2 separate regions of the Homo sapiens genome follow, and region 1 is linked to region 2. The links are chromatin loops, found by intact Hi-C in ENCODE. Cell type or tissue: MCF 10A. All regions are shown on one strand. Links, peaks and the distances in the headings refer to the core of each region. The heading gives the core; the rest is flanking DNA. Region 1 overlaps GMDS (GDP-mannose 4,6-dehydratase). Region 2 overlaps GMDS-DT (GMDS divergent transcript).

Region 1 (8,354 bases), core at 339-8,338, 560 kb after region 2:
AATGAAATTTCTAGAACTTTGGAATGAGTGCTTTTCTGAAGCTGGTACAAACTGAGATCGAAACCAAAACTGGAAAAATGTGAAAACTTTGTGTCCTTTGACTCCTTTGTTCAAGAATTGCAGGAAGATGTTTTCCAGGAGTACTTTTGAATATATAAAACCAGGAAATAACTATGTGACATTCCTAGCATTAGAACTGAAAAATGAGTCAGAGACAAAACTGAAACAAACAGAGACATCAAAGTGTCTGTTATCAAAGTGCAGATGCCTTGACTTGTTAGCAAACCTGTCCTGGTATATGCCAAGGCATGGGATCTGGTAATTATAGAGGACACTCCAAGCTGTGCCCATTGGGGTCCACAAATGCACACCTTCCCTTGTATTTATGTGAATGGTGTCCCTTGGAACATAATTTCTGAGCTTCCTGGGTTCAGATACCGGCTCTGCCACACATCCTAGCTGTGAAATGCTGGCCAAGTCTATTAAGTTCTTTCTGCCTCAGTTTCTCTCTATGTAAAATGAAGATAATATTCATACTTACCTCATAGGATTCCAGTGGGAAATTAAACACATTAATGTGTGTAGCTTTGGACTGTGACTATTTTAAAATGTTAGTAACTCTGATGATGATGATAGTACTGACATATACTTGCCACTGTGCTTTTCATTGTACAAATCAAAACATCACAAAACACTTACTTGAGAGGAGCTTTCAGTTTCATAGAAAGTCAGCATAGGTGGACACAAGTCTATTAAAATATTTATGACCTAAGCTCAAGAAGGAAGTGAGAGAGTTCTTTTTACCTTTTTAACATGTGGAGTTTACCAGATACACCTGTGCTTATAGCAGGCCAGCTATAACATTTAAATGACAATTTTTCCACTGACTGGGGGGTGGGGACGCTTTCATGACAAAACTGTTTCACCTCAGATCATCAAGCATTAGAGTTTCATAAGGAGTGTGCCACCTGGATCCCTCGCACGTGCAGTTCACAGTAGGGTTCACGCTCCTGTGAGAATCTGATGCCTTGGCTAATCTGTCAGGAGGCAGAGCTCAGGCAGTAATGCTCGCTTGCAGGCTGCTCACCTCCTGCTTTGCGGCCCAGTTCCTAACAGGCCATATACTGGTACTGGTCCCTGGCCTGGGGTTTAGGGATCCCTGCTTGAGCACACAGCAGTCATGATCTAAGGATCATTTGTTGGGCATATAGTAACACCATTCTTCCTACATTTTTGAGCCATTTGAATAAACATTCCTCACTGAATCAGATCACTTTTTTACTGACTTACTGTAAGGGAATGGGTAAAGCATCTGATGAGCGTATCAAACATCACTACAGTTTGAAGGAGCTACATCTTTCCTAAGTGCAGAGGAAGGAAGAAGCTTGTTCTCTGCTTCCTCAAGTTTTTCGCTACTAAAACAAAGTGAGCATTTGAATGGAAAACACAGCAAATTAATATTTTATGATTGTTATTTTTAACTGAAGCGAGAGGGTCAGTGAATTATTATGTTGCTAATGGAGCAAGTGTATGTAGAAGTTCAATATTAGAAGATTGAAATAAATTTTGAGGGTTGTGATTTGAAGTCATATTATCCCAAGGAAATTTTCCAAAACAGCATCAAATCTGAGCTCCCAAACATGACTTGATCATTATGAGCATTTGGGGAGCTTTATAAAATTAGAGTTTCCTGGGCCCCTCTCCAGTATACCTAATTGCAGTCTGCAGGCGTGAGGCCTGAGAATTTGTATTTTTTAAAAGTGCCACAAGGGTCTGAAAATACACTAAGAGTAGTCTATAACCTGGACCAGCTTCACTTTTTATCCTATTTTTTGAAGATCTATCATACTGAAAAATGACAAGTTTCATACTTTTTCTTACATAGATTTTTTTTCCTACATGTCTTCCTGCCTAAGATTTAATGACTACAGATCCCAGATCTCGGTAAGCCTACAAGGAGGAACTATGAGGCTGGGTGGACTTCCAGAGCCAGCATTCCAGGATCTCTTCCCCAGAGCCCTGTCCACAGTTCACAGCTGCAGAGCCCTCCAGGTCCTGTGGGGTTGTTGAATAGAGAAGCATACACAACCCTGTGCTTACATGGGGAGAAGAACTCTTTCCGCTGAAGCCACACCTCTGGTTACCACTTTCTCTTCCGATACAGGCATCCTGCTAATTTGGTGGAGTTTGTAGAGAGAAGAGAACTGGCCAGTCCCCGCCTTCCCCCCATCTCTGGCCTCACTGTTTATTGGGTCACTGTGACTATGCAGATTATATATTTCGGATAAATTATTAGCATTCATCTGAGTGCTTATTTAGGGTCCTGTTGCAAATGTTTCTTGAATATTTTAAAATTAAGGAGATGTTTAAATTGAGTACACTGAAATGTGGATGACTGTTAATGTGAATGAACTGCTTTCAGAATAAGAACATTTATTTACAAGTTCTTTAAATTGCAAAGCTTATTATACCATTGAAGCATTTCATGTGAACTTTCTGTTTTGAACTAATCTTTAAATTTTATTTGCATTCAAAGCATATTTCCTCCTGATTTGCCCATTTCTCATTGTTTGATTATCATTTTAAAATCTGTAATGTTTCATTCACCTTTTAATTTTTCCCCAATAAGGAAATACAGTTTATGAGGCACGCATAGATACTCTTCCTAATAAATGATTTAAGAGAAATATATGCATATATGCATCATATATCTGTATGTATATATACAGATATATGGGAAAAGGGATGAATATTCAGAAGGAAGATCAGTAGACTCCACACAGTCATTTTAGCCATTAGACTAGTGTTGTATGCATTAGTGTAATTTTGATGCCTTGTGGGTTTTAGATATAACTGGGAATTCCTTAAAAAACAAAAAATCTGTACCTCAGAGTCTTTGGTAGCATGTAGAAGTCTATGTATGAAAATACATTCATTTTTGATGATGATGATGATTGTTATTATTTTTGAGACGGAGTCTGACTGTGTCACCTTGGCAAGAGTGCAGTAGTGCTGTCTCAGCTCACTGTAACCTCTGCCTCCCGGACTCAAGTGATCCTCCCACCTCAGCCTCCAGAGTAGCTGGGACTACAGGCATGCGCCACCATGCCTGGCTAATTTTTGTGTTTTTGTTTTTGTTTTGTAGAGATGGGGCTTCGCTATGTTTCCCAGGCTGGTCTCAAACTCCTGGGCTCAAGTAATCACCCACCCCACCTCAGCCTCCCAAAGTGCTGGGATTACAGGGGTGAGCCACCGCACCTTGACCCCAGCCTCATTTTAGATTACTTAGGATATCATCGTCCAGGTGCAGTGGCTCACCCCTGTAAATTAACTTTTAAATACATTTAATCTAGAATGGACCATCTGTCTCCTTTTCAGAGGTTCCATATGATTTTTATATATTTGGGATAAGAATGACGTGTCCCGAATAGTACACATATAAAGGTCTTGTCAGGAAATGTATATAGCTCTCAATCAATCTATAAAATGATTTGGGTACCATTGTTAATATCCAGAGTTGAGAGGAAGTTTTGAAAATGATATTTAATCATTCCTTCAACCCAACAGTGTTAACCCTACTGTGTTATGAAGTCAAACTGAGGCCAAATTCTCTAAGGCTAGTACATTTTCTGCAGCTTCTCAGTACCAGATTTGACCTCAGATTCTGTCCCTAGACATAGAACATTCCATGGTTTCGACCACCAACCAAACACCCAGCTTTCTATATAATGCCGTAGTTTCCTTTCCCTGTGATTTTTGCTGATATACATGTGTCTTTGTTTATTTAAATGTTTTGTACCACCTCAGTGGTTTATATATGGTGCTGCAATTTTCCAAGTATTTTTTTTTTTGCCTCAGTGAAGTTATTTTAGAGAATATCTTAGATTAATAAATCTTTGGATTAGAGTAGACATACGTAAATGGGATTTGGAATGCAATTATTTAACTGGAAATCTTCATGGGTTTATCATAAAAGGAGAAAGAACCCTCTAGGTGTTGATAGGGCATTGGAAAAGTGGCCAGTAAATTCATTTCAAAATGTTAGGATAAACTCCTCAGATAGATCCAAACATTATATTTTGTTGTTTCTTTTTTCTCATCCTCCTGGGATAATCATTCACTGACCCAATCTTTGTTTAGAAGTATCCGTCTTCATCCCCTGTTCACTTAAAATGAAGTTATTCCCACGTAAGTGTGTAAAGCCCTTTCCATCATTCCACTTCTACCATTATTGGCGACTCTGTCCTATAGACCTAAGCACATTATATTTTAAACTGAGTACAAACATTTCTTCATTTTTGGCAATAAGCTGGTCAAACTTTCTGTTTTTTTAAAATCTTAGACATTTGGGAGAAGCACTGAGATGTGAGATACACTGGCAGGGAATTTGTGTTTCTCCAGGAATACTAAGCAAAATGAGAAACCCAGAATTCCAGGTGACCATAAAATTGCAGAGAATGAAGGAAAAGGGTAGTAATTTTCCTCTACGTGGCTTTTGACTTCCTTTGGCATTTTAAAGTAGGAAGATGAGCTGCCTTCACAATAAACTATATGTATCACCTCTGTACACAAGGTACTCCAGTCTCCACCTGCGGTGGCTCAGAAACATCCAGGTGTCCTGGAGTTGATGACATTCGCTGACATAAAAGCAGACTCATCAAGTCCATGGACATCTTAAAGATCATAAGTCAGATTTTTGTTCATGAACTTCTTGAAAGAGGTCATTTAAGGTTTCCCACCCTGGTTCAGGCCTACTTTAAGGGGAAATGGAATTTATAAGTTTATCTGAATTTCTTGTAAACTGTTCTGAAGTGAGCTGGAACTCTTAAGCTCATGTTAACCTCTATCTCTATCCCTAGAACAGATTCATAGGCTCCTAAAGCCGTCCTGGAGTAGAGAAGTACCTCACAAATGCATAGTCATTTTATCATGGGTTCTGAGACTATCATAGAACACAGGACATTGGGGAATGTATCATGACCCAGGAAACTGCCCCACAGTGCCCCTGGAGGAAACCTGAAGAAGTCGTTTGTTGAAACTAGAAGAGATCACTATTGCAGTGAGTGTAGATAGGGAAAGGGCATCAAGAAAGGGGTGAAGATGAGATACATGGGGATTAGAGGATATACTGAAGAGTGAAAACGTCTAATAAGAATTTCATAGTGAGAGATGGAAAATATAAGGAAATTATCATATGAATATGTGAAGAAAATTTCCCAGAGCAGAATGTAATTCTTGAGATTGTAAAGGCTGTGTAATTGTCCAGCTCAGTGGATGAACAAAGACCCACACCAAATACTGTTATTGTCATATTTCAGCATTGGAGTTAAAAAGAAGATCATAAAACTTCCAGAAGTACAGATTTCAGACACATGATCAGGAGTAAATTTGGCATTCTATCAATATTGGAATAAGAAGCCAGTAGAGCAAAACCACCCTCTAAATTTTGGAAATGACTTTTAATTTGAAATTCTAAACCAAGTCAAGGTATTACAGATATTTTCAAACACATATCATTTTTAATGTAATTATCCTCCATGTACTTTTCTGAGAAAGCTATTGGTAGATATACTCTACCAAAACAAGGGAATACATCAAGAAAGGTGAAGGTGTAGTATTCAGGAATAGTTGCAGGAGATCCAACACAGAGAGAGAAGGGAATTCTCAGGATGACAGCAAAGGAAGTCCCAAGCAGACAACAGTAGCTGGTCTAGGTGAAACGATCAGTATCGAAGGTGAAACAAACTGGATTGAACACTGATCCCTTCAAGAGAGATGTTTCCAGGAGAAGAGTATAAAGGAAGCAGTAGGTTCTCTGACAGGTTTGAAGGTATGAAAAATTACATTGGCATGTGTGTTATAGAAAGTTGGAGAGTGTGAGAAAATGATATATAAGGAAAACTAATCCGAGGAAAAAAAAAAAACTAACAGTTAAGCCTGGTGGGGAAAGGGGATGGGTTTTTAAAGAAAGGAATGAAATCATGTTATACTAGTTGACTCTGAAGAAAATAATATTTATATAGAAACTAATAATTGCTACTATGAATATAGACTTAACCAAAAATTGAGAAGTAATTATAGAGGGGAAGTGAGTTTAAAAGTATATAAATATGCTAAAAATTCTGTAGTGCTGTAATAAGTCAGTAGTTAATTCCTCAAATACATCGATCAGGAGATAACAGAATAGACACATCATTTGGCAAACTATAAGTATTGAAAGGGGACTCTGAAGAGTCTGGCAAGGTGGGAGGAGCAAGAAACAAGAGATTTCTGTTTTTTATTATCAGTCTCATCAATATTTGACTTTCTATATTACTTATATATGCTATTTTGATTAGATTAAAAATTCATTAAAAAATGTGTCATTTGGCTGTATATTATAAACAGTAGTAAAGTTTAAAAATATATTCAGGTTTAATCTTTCCTAAAAACACCAAAATGCACGTTGTATTCTAGGAACAGGAAATAATATGTTAATTCCACTTAGGAGGAAGGGAACAAACCATACTTGTTTCTTATTTTTTCTGATTTTACAAAACCAGTGACTTAAAACAACACTGCTGTGGACTGAATTGTGTCTCCCCAAAATTCATATGTTGAAGCCGTAACTCCTAATGTGATCGTATTTGGAGATGTGGCCTTTGGGAGATCACTAGGTTTAGATGAGTTCAAGAGGCCAGGGCTTCATAATGGGATTAGTGTCCTTATAAGAAGAGGAAGAGACATCAGAGCTCTCCCCCAGCCCACCACGGTTGAGAACACAGTGAGAATGCAGCCACCATCTATAAGCTAGGAAGAGCATCCTCACTAGAAAAAGACCATGCTGGTAGTGTGATCTCAGAAGTATAGCCTCCAGGACTGTGAAAAAATAAATTTCTGTGTTTAAGCGCCCAGTACAAGGTAGTTTGTATTGGCAGCCCAAGCAAACTGAGACAAACACAAATTATCATCTTACAGTTCTGGAATCAGAAGTCCAAATGAGTGTTATAGTCAAGGTATCTAGCAAAGCTACATCCCTTCCAGAGGCTCTGGGGGAGAATCTGTTTCCTTGCCTTTTCCAGTTTCTAGAGGCCACCTGCATTTCTTGGCTTGTGGCTCTCTCCAGTGCCTACAAAGTACATTCTCTGTCCTTTGCTTCCATCATCACTTACCTTCTCTGTCTTCTGACCTTTTGCCTTGTAGCCCTTTGATGACATTGGGTCCACCTAGACAGCCGGGATCACTCCCCAACTCAGCATTCTCTTAATCACATCTGTGAAGACCATCTTGCCATGTGAGGTAACATAGTCACTGATTAGGAGTTAGGGCATGAACATCTTTGGGAGGCATTACTCAGCCTACCACAAGAGGTAAAGCAGGCAGCAGCAGAACTTCTTCACACTTAATCCCTAAGTATCACGATTGTTGTCAATGAACTGGCATTCACTGAAGACCACATATTCCTCGGTACATGTGGATATAAATGAAAATTCAAATCATACAATTATATATAGCTACTATAGAAAAACATATATACTATACAAAAACGATATATACTATATATAACCGCTATAGAAAAACTATAGAAAACCTCGATATGTTGGAAAATTTGGAAACTTCATGTAAAATTTGCCTCATGAAATTTTTATCTGCTTGTTTCCTTTAAAACAGGTAGGTAAGCCAACAGCAGCTACGAGTTTAGGTGCTAGAGTCAAAGAGTTTTAAAAGCCAACTTCACTTTCTGTGTGAATCTGAACAAGTTACTCAGCCTCTCTACATTTCACTTTTGCTTCTTTATAAAATAAAGAAAATAGTAGTGTCTGCCCTACTGGGCTGTGGTAAGACCATGCCTAACTCCCATGGAGACTTTGGAGGCATTCAGTAATTGTGAGCTCTTATTATTATTATTGCTAATTATTGGCTCATCTTCTTTTTGAGAAGAGGGGCTTGTCTAATAAGCCCTAAATGCTGAAAATTTCTTTCTGAGCTGTCATACTGGAGTGTGACCATTTATTTCTGGATTTCTCACCAAGTGAGTAGGATTGATAAGATTGTTGACAGAAAGAGTGAGGTTTTCGGGATGACTCTGAAAATGTGAGAAGCAGTTCATCAAAAATAATAAGAACTTTCATAGCAATAAATGCAATGTCATATATTTAGGAACAGAAAAATGTATCTTTATGAATACGAGATGGGGAAAGACTGATAGAATATACCAGAGTGGATCACAAATGATAGAGGCTCATAAATATAAGTGTGATATTATTTAAACAGATATGCCACTTCTTTAAATGCTAGCATAATATTTAGCTATGCTACCAGCAGTAAGATACAATTAGAAAGTAATTTTAGGCTGGGTGTGGTGGCTCACACCC
Region 2 (8,354 bases), core at 15-8,014:
GTCATTAGGGAAGTGCATATCAGTGAAATATCACCTCACAGCCACTAGGATGGCTCTTAGCAAAATAGGTGAGAATGAGGGTGAATAACAAGTGTGGGCAAGGATGTAGAGAAACTGGAACCCTTACGCATTGCTGGTAGGAATGTAAAATTTTGCAGCTGTTGTGGAAGACAGTTTGGTAGTTCCTCAAAAGGTTAAACATAGCACCACAATACGATCCAGCATTCCACTTCTGTGTATAAGCCCAAAATAATTGAAAGTAGGGACCCAAACACGTACTTGTACATCCATGCTCATAGCAGCATTCGTCACAACAGAAAAAAGGCAGAAGCAGCACAATGTTCATCAACAGGGGAATGGATCAGCAGAATATGGTGCATACACTGGAATACCCACTCAGCCATAAATAGAAATGATATTCTGACACACGCCGCAACAAGGATGAACTGCAAAAACATTATGCTAAGAGAATAGCCACACACAAAGGACAAATATTGTATGATCCCACTTTGTGAGCTACCTAAAATGGTCAAAAGCATAGAGAGAGAAAGCAGAATAGGGGTGTCCAGGGCCTGGGGGCAGGGAGAATGGGGAGTTGGTGTTTAATGGGTACAGAGTTTTGGTTTGGGAAGATGAGAAGTTCTGGAGATGGATGGTGGCGATAGCTGCACAACATTGTAAGTGCAGAAATGTCACTGAACTGTGCACTTAAAAATGATGAAGATGAGCCGGGCACAGTGGCTCATGCCTGTAATCCCAGCACTTTGGGAGGCCGAGGTGGGCAAATCACCAGAGGTCAGGAGTTCGAGACCAACCTGGCCAACATGGTGAAACGCCATCTCTACTAAAAATACAAAAAATTAGCTGAGCATGGTGGTGCACACCTGTAATCCCAGCTACTCAGGAGGCTGAGGCAGAAGAATCGCTTGAACCTGGGAGGCAGAGGCTGCAGTGAGCTGAGATCGCAACACTGCACTCCAGCCTGGGCAGCAGAGTGAGACTCTGTCTCAAAAAAAAAAAAAAAAAAAAAAAGCGGTGAAGATGGTAAAGTCTATATTATATAAATTTTACCACGATTTTTTTAAAAGTCTCTCTGTTGGCTTTGTGGAGGAGAGGTTGGAGGAAGGATGGCAGGAATGGAAGCAGAAAGACCCTTTTAGGAGGCAACCGTGACAGTCAAGGCTTAGACTAGAATGGGAGTGATGCCGGTGGGTGGGGATCAGGGGTGAATTTGGATGATCCCAACATTTCCCACTTAACATCATTAATCTGTTCCTGAAAGTCAGATATTCTGTGAAAAACCACTAAAAATTTTCTTATCATTGTTTGTAAATTGAAAAAAAGTTATATTACAGTGCATGGCAACCATAACCCCAACCAATTTCCTAATATATAACTACAACACAGTGAAATGTCCACATATACATAATAAACTATTATGTCAGGATGTGAAATGCTTAAACCATCATTTCCTGACCTCCACATAGTGAATGTGCTGTTACTTATTCATCTGATTTGTAGGCAGTAGCAAGTAACAGTTTATATGCCATAATATAAGCATTTTGTTTACAATGGGCCATGACAAGTAACACACAGCAATGAATCCATTTGTTGGAAAAAATGCAGACAAAAGTTTACAATAAAAAAGTGAGGCTCAGCCAGGCGCGGTGGCTCAAGCCTGTAATCCCAGCACTTTGGGAGGACGAGGTGGGCGGATAACGAGGTCAGGAGATCGAGACCATCCTGGCTAACACGGTGAAACCCCGTCTCTATTAAAAATACAAAAAATTAGCCGGGCGTGGTGGCGGGCGCCTGTAGTTCCAGCTACTCGGGAGGCTGAGGCAGGAGAATGGCGTGAACCCGGGAGATGGAGCTTGCAGTGAGCTGAGATCGCACCACTGCACTCCAGCCTGGGTGACAGAGCGAGACTCTGTCTCAAAAAAAAAAAAAAAAAAAAGTGAGGCTCAGCCGGGCCCCATTACTCACGCCTGCAATCCTAGCACTTTGGGAGGCCGAGGTGGGAGGATCGCTTGAGGCCAGGAGTTCAAGACCAGCCTGGTCAATATAGGGAGACCCCATCTCAAATTTTTAAAAAAATGAGGCTCTTTCCTGTAATTAACTGTGATTCTTCATCTTCACAGTTTCCAGGGATGTGGGCACGGACATCTTTGGAGGCTGCTATTCTACAATGCATGAAGGATGGAGGAAGTACGAGTTGTCAAGCTGCGGAACCTGGGATCTCCTACCTCTGGCTTTCTCACTACGTGAAATGAATTTCCAAACTGTTCAAGCTAAAAAAAAAAATGCATATATCTTAGTTTGCTTTGTGGCTTTCTGACTGATATTATGAACAAATTCATGCTATATAATTGTATCCCCTTGATAACTTTTCATACTAAATTTACACTCATGAACACCAAAGTACGAAATGAAAAATTCAGGCAAGTTACAGCAAAGAGCCCAGATAAACAAGGGAAAAAATGCTTGTCTATGAGCAATCTACCAAATCAGGATCGCTACTTGGAAGCATTCAAAATTAGTCTTTATTATTAAAGTACATTTTTTTCACAGGAAGAAAGACTTCCTGTATATGTCTAAACGGTTGATGTAAAAGTGCAGCTGGCCATACATAGGCTAATCCACATTAATTTAATATTAAAATACAGTATGCCAGCTCTTTCTAAATTTGCTCCAGAGCAATAGATGTCTTGGGAGTCCATATTAATGAAACATTATGTTGCTCTAAGCAAAAAGGAGCCCTGCGGAACAGCCCTGAAAAGAAGAAAAAGACCAGGAAACTTCACAGGCTGCTCTGCTCAAAAAGAAGATTAAAAATACCCACTAGAAGAATTAGGAAACAAATACAAGAGCACCTTTTTCTTTAATTTCTCCACTTTCCTCTTTCCACATATGATTTAACACAAGTTTTGCCATAATAGGCTGTCCTTAATAAAGACAACACAGAATGAATTAATAAGTGAATGAATGAATAAAAAACAAATGATTGGATAGAATGGTTCATCATTTGGGATCAATATGTCTATGAAGGATAGTAATGAAAGTATAAGTAGTTGTCAACAGTTTCCCTCTTCTTTCTCACTCAGCAGCAGCCACATGTTCTCACTGTCCTTAAGCAGATCTAGTAGTTGCGTGGAGTGCTAAAGTCTAACTGTGAACTCATCTTTTAATGAAGACGCTAATTTTTAAATCACATGGATGCTATTGATTTGTTTGGCATATCTCATGCATCAATACATATAACATGCATCATCACATACTATAAATTTTTTAAATGTATAGACCCAAAAGATTGTTTTAAGACATAGTAGACCCAAAGTGGAACAATGAATGTGTGAACAACAGTCAAGAAAAAAGTTTAGTTAGTGCTTCATGAGAATACTCATTCAATTAGGAAGTACACCCACTGCTTACTCTAACGTACGTCCTCGTCCTAACTCAGAAACACATTTTGATACTGAGATGACTTCCTTGGCTACACAGGGCCTCCATTTCCCCCCAAAAAGAGGGTTGGATCAGGTGGTGGTTATGGCGTCTCCCAGTTCAAAAAGCCAACAGCATCATTTCAGCGAGGAGTAGTTTAAACTAATGTTTAAAGTATTACAAGTGCCAAGCACTCCAAATAGACTTTAACCACTAAGTAAGAAACCCTGGGCTATTCTCCAAGAGTCTTAAAACTTGCTTAGAGTCCAAGAAGACGGAATTGCTGAAAATAAGTTGTGTTGCCTTAAGAATAGGAACCAAAATATGGTTTTAACCAAAATATTTGATTTGTGTGTTAATACAGACACACTTTTTGTTCTCTGTCCCAGCTTTTAATATTACAAGTCATTTTAAAGTCTAAAACTACGATCAATGGGTTTTTAATGTCATATTTCTCTTAGATTGTTGCTGTTGTTGTTGTTGCTCGGGGTTTTTAATTTCATTTTTCACTAGAAATCTTAGAAATCTGTCAAAGAATAAAGTATGTCTTTGGGCATATATACTATACTTCAAGTTACATGCATTGGAAATTTTACATATGGTATTATCATTGCTTTCAGATTTAGATATTTCAGCTAACACACACGTAGACTTCCCTAAATCAATCCTACCCCTCCACTACCACCTCCACCACTGCTTTTCAAAGGATTTAGCCCATTACACAAATGTTGCTTATATGTATTTCTTCCAGGCAGCTCCCATTGTCTGCAAGTACTCTCTTCAAAAACAAATTCAAAAGTAAAGTTAAATGCAGTCATATTACAGAGATAGCAGCAACAATATTTGGTTAACATAACTTCCCAAAATGTAATGTGTGGTTCGAATAAATTTGTTGGGAAGTGAATGTTTGCAGTAGAAGAGTATAAGCAGATATAAACATCAGAACCTTTACGATTAAATCAACAGAACGCCATTGAAATGTTCTATATCAATGAAGAATGGCTTTAAAGTACAATGCTTTAGTAAACACAGACCCTCACTTTAATCAGTAATTTTAAACTTCCCTTTCACCAAACATTTCACGAATGCCTGCCAGCATGAGATATAATCGGTTAATGTAAGGTTCACCCTCTTCTCCTTTGTCTCCACTATACACATATTTTGAAAATGGAAAGACAAAAAAATGGAAACCAGGGTATTTACAAACGTAATTATTAGCACCACAAAGATCCATAATTCCCATTATTTTATACGTATATTGGAAATGGTTTGTAGCTGCATATGATACCAATACGTATTCACTCCTATCAAAAGATAACAGTCACACCTAAAGGCACATTTCTGTGAAAGCCATTTCACAAAACAGGAAAAAAACTGAATTTTGAAATGATAGAGCTTTGCGTCCTTCTGCCAGGTGTTTTATTTTTATCACATAGTTTCTGTAAGAGAAATTTAGGCACAAATAGTCTTTCTCAATTAGGCCAGCTGGTGGCGGTGTTGACTGCATACCAGAACAGCCTAAACCTGGCAAGAGCTTCTCATTGTTTCAGAAGAGTATTTCCCAAGAAATACAAATGAGTTCATCTTATCTGTGTTTTGAAACTTTCAAAGATATTATTCCCTCATATCAGCGACTACTGTGAACTCCCTTTGTAAAGCCTGATGATCCGTCTATTTCTCTTGGCTCTGTGTACAGCATTCAAGAGACAGGACGTGTTTCATTTCCAAGGCTTAGTTAATCGATGGATATACATTTTATCTGTTCACAGCTAGCACCACTGTTTACCTTGCCCATGACAGGGCTTTGAAACTACATGGGAATTTTCCTATAAGCAGAAGAAAGGGCAACATCTGCATGAGAGAAACACAAGTTTATATTCGGAGTTAGAAACATTAAAATCGTCCAGGCCGCTGTCAGATTAATGTGTATACAGACCCACTCTGGGTATGCAAATCAGGATCTTCCCACGAACTTCTCTTTAATTGTGCTTTTACTTGATATGTCCTTATCTGTGTGTGTGTGTGTAATCTGCCTACTTAATGGAACAATCTCTGACACCAGGGCTTTGAATCATGCCAACAAGATAAACTGAAACCGATCATATTGTCAAAGAGGCATTTATAAATGTAAATACTTCTGTATAATCTGAATAAAATTTTCTCTTTCTTTATTACCAAAGTTCTCAGGTTTACTTACATGCTCCTCTCCTCTCCATATGCATTGCTGAGTTAGTTGTTCATTCCTTTTCTGTAGAATAGAGTTGGCAAATTTTTCTTAAAAGATCAGATCATAAATATTTCAGGCTTTGGGGACCAAGAGGTAAAGTCGAGACTATTACGTGGGCACCTACATAACCACTTAAAAACGTAAAAGCCATTCTTAACTCAAGAGTAGTACCAGATGCAGAGGAAGGACAGATTTGGCCTTGCAGGCCAAAGTTTGCCAATCATCTTCTAGAGAATAAATTCTATCATGGGATGTATGTATATTTTTCCAGTAAAATCCACAAAGACTGGCAGAAAAAAAGACTCTAGCCTGTATATGATGTTAAAATTTTTCTAGTTAAAAATTTTCCAATTTAAAGCTACATATTAGAATTTGATACTAATCATTTATACTTTTTAAAAATGCATACTATTATCACTAAGAAATAAAAATCCTGGACCTGAGATCAGAAAATTTGGCCCAAGAGACACTCATAATGCTGCACAATGGGCTGTGTGTGGCGACAGGGGCAAGAGAAGACAACCAGAAACACCCCCAAATAAATAACCATAATGCTGTGCACAACATACCAAGCACAGCAGGCAATTTTCAGTAACCACCTTATAGCGTGTTTTAAAACTTAGTGTTGACAACACAACATTTTTTTCTTCTTATCGTTAAACATTTTTAGTTTTATTTGTTTTAACTGACTAATAACAATTATACATATTCATGGAGTTCATAATGATGTTTCAATACATATAAAGTGAGTGATCAGATCAGGGTAATCAGCATTTCCATCATCTCAAACATTTATCATTTCTTTGTGTTGGGGACATTTCATAGGCACCAATACCTTAAATTTTAAATTTAGAATTTATATATTTTTGACAATTATTAGCACTGTAGGTTTTCAAGAAAAGATCCCCCTTCTTGCAGACTTGGGACTGTGCAGGGAGCGCTCCGGAGGCCAGGACAAAGGGTATCAGCGATGGGCTGGTGTTGATGTCTCTTCCCTGGAGATCTGAGAGAATGAGGAACTAATCTGTTGAACTAACTTAGAATGAATCATGAGTTTTGGGTTCACACTTTGTTTTTTTTTTTCCTTTCACCAGCAGCATAGGGTATTTTGCAAACTAGATTAGCTAGTAGAAAAGGAATGGCATGAAATAACAGACTCACTCAATAATTATTTGACTTTGCAATATGGTCAAAAATATTCTCAGAAGCTTACTTTTTGAAAATGAAGAAAAGAAACTTGATATGCCTGCATGCTGGGCCCTGACTTAGAGCTAATAGGGACCTTCAATATCATCCAGTTCAGCCCTCTTAGTTCACAGGTGAGTAAATGACAGCCCAGAGCACTTGAGTGGCTTGCCCAAGGCCACACAGCAAGGAACTAGCTATTCCAGGCTGATGCGTAATCAATCTACTTAACAGCAAACTTTCTAGCTCCAGGGACAGAACCAAAAGCAAGTTATTTTTCTTGAAATGAATGGGTCTTTACTTAGACTCACAAGGTAAGAGTAAAATATGAGCTATTTTGAATGCTTTCCAGCATTGTCCAGAAACCCAATAAAAATGGGAATTAAGGGATACAACTCTCACTACTACTCCAGATAGGATAGGTGCAAGCTGTGGAGAGCCGGGGGTTCGGGGGGAAGTGGGAGGTGGGTGGGGGTTTGAGAGCTGGCCTGCAGATGCCCAGGAACCTGAACCCTGCCTCCTCCAGTGGTCACCAGCCACACTGTGTCTGAGGGTCTCCAATGCTGGCAGAGACCTGCAGCCTCTGTCATCGCCTCAGACTGTACCATTCAGCAGCCACCGGGCCCTCCCTTTTGTGGAATCAAAGGGAAGCATCAGGAGAGACCAGGCATCTCAAAGCTGGGCTCTCCAAACATCACGAGATCAACTCCTTAAACATAGGAAGCCAAGCCTCTCGCCCTTCACATTTAAACATCTCAAACTGCTGCGTTCTAATCAAGTCAAGCAGCCAATGTTGTTTTTAACATTTAGAGTCTCTACTTTATGGGACACTGTGATCCATACAATAAATTTTTATCACAAGCTGGCATTTGCTCAACAGGTTCCTGGCTACTGAAGTGGATTACCCTTGGGCCCTCTATCAAGATGGCTTCATGTCTGGATTCCAGGTGACTTGGATAGTTTTCACTCTACTAAACCACACTACCTATAACGCACCTGATCTCCCTTGAGTGTCAGAGTTGGACATCCTGCCCTGTAGCACCATAACGACAAGAGAACCCAATCTTGTAGAGTCAGTGTGATGGTCTGGGGACATAGGAAATGCCTCTTTCTACACAGAAGGAAGATTATATTACGTAGTCCTGGTGAGTTTTTTCCCCATAATTGTCATCCAACATAAACGTCAGTCTCCATACATACGGCCAACAAACACGTGAAGAAATGCTCAGCATCACTGATCACCAGAGAAATGCAGGTCAAAACCACAATGAGACACCATCTCACACCAGTCAGAATGGCTATGGTTAAAACGTCAAAAAAATAACAGATGCCGGTGAGGCTGCAGAGAAAAGGGCATGCTTATACACTGCTGGTGGGAATGCAAATTAGTTCAGCCCCTGTGGAAAACAGTTTGGAGATTTCTCAAAGAAGCAAAAATAGAATTACCATTCAACCCAGCAACCCCATGACTGGGTATACACCCAAAGGAAAATAAATCACA

Evidence for each region. Hi-C counts contacts between places; a loop is a spot of excess contacts. Peaks named below come from ENCODE experiments on the same cell type or tissue, not always from the same donor. Only the 100,000 strongest peaks of a DNase experiment are listed, where the experiment ranks them.
Region 1: a loop joins it to region 2, with 7 times the contacts of the local background. A loop is called at or near these places in 2 of 110 quality-filtered maps.

Annotation. Positions count from the first base shown.
Region 1 is chr6:1,789,814-1,798,167 of GRCh38, reverse strand. The region is part of intron 7 of GMDS (GDP-mannose 4,6-dehydratase); the gene reads left to right. Among named protein-coding and RNA genes, the nearest start is that of FOXC1, 180 kb to the right of the region's middle. RefSeq lists an enhancer at 784-963. In MCF 10A, for the core only: a CTCF peak has its summit at 5,030; a DNase peak (open chromatin) is centred at 4,997.
Region 2 is chr6:2,350,656-2,359,009 of GRCh38, reverse strand. All of the region lies in intron 4 of GMDS-DT (GMDS divergent transcript), which reads right to left. Among named protein-coding and RNA genes, the nearest start is that of GMDS-DT, 110 kb to the right of the region's middle. In MCF 10A, for the core only: a CTCF peak has its summit at 4,938 (motif pointing right); a DNase peak (open chromatin) is centred at 4,939.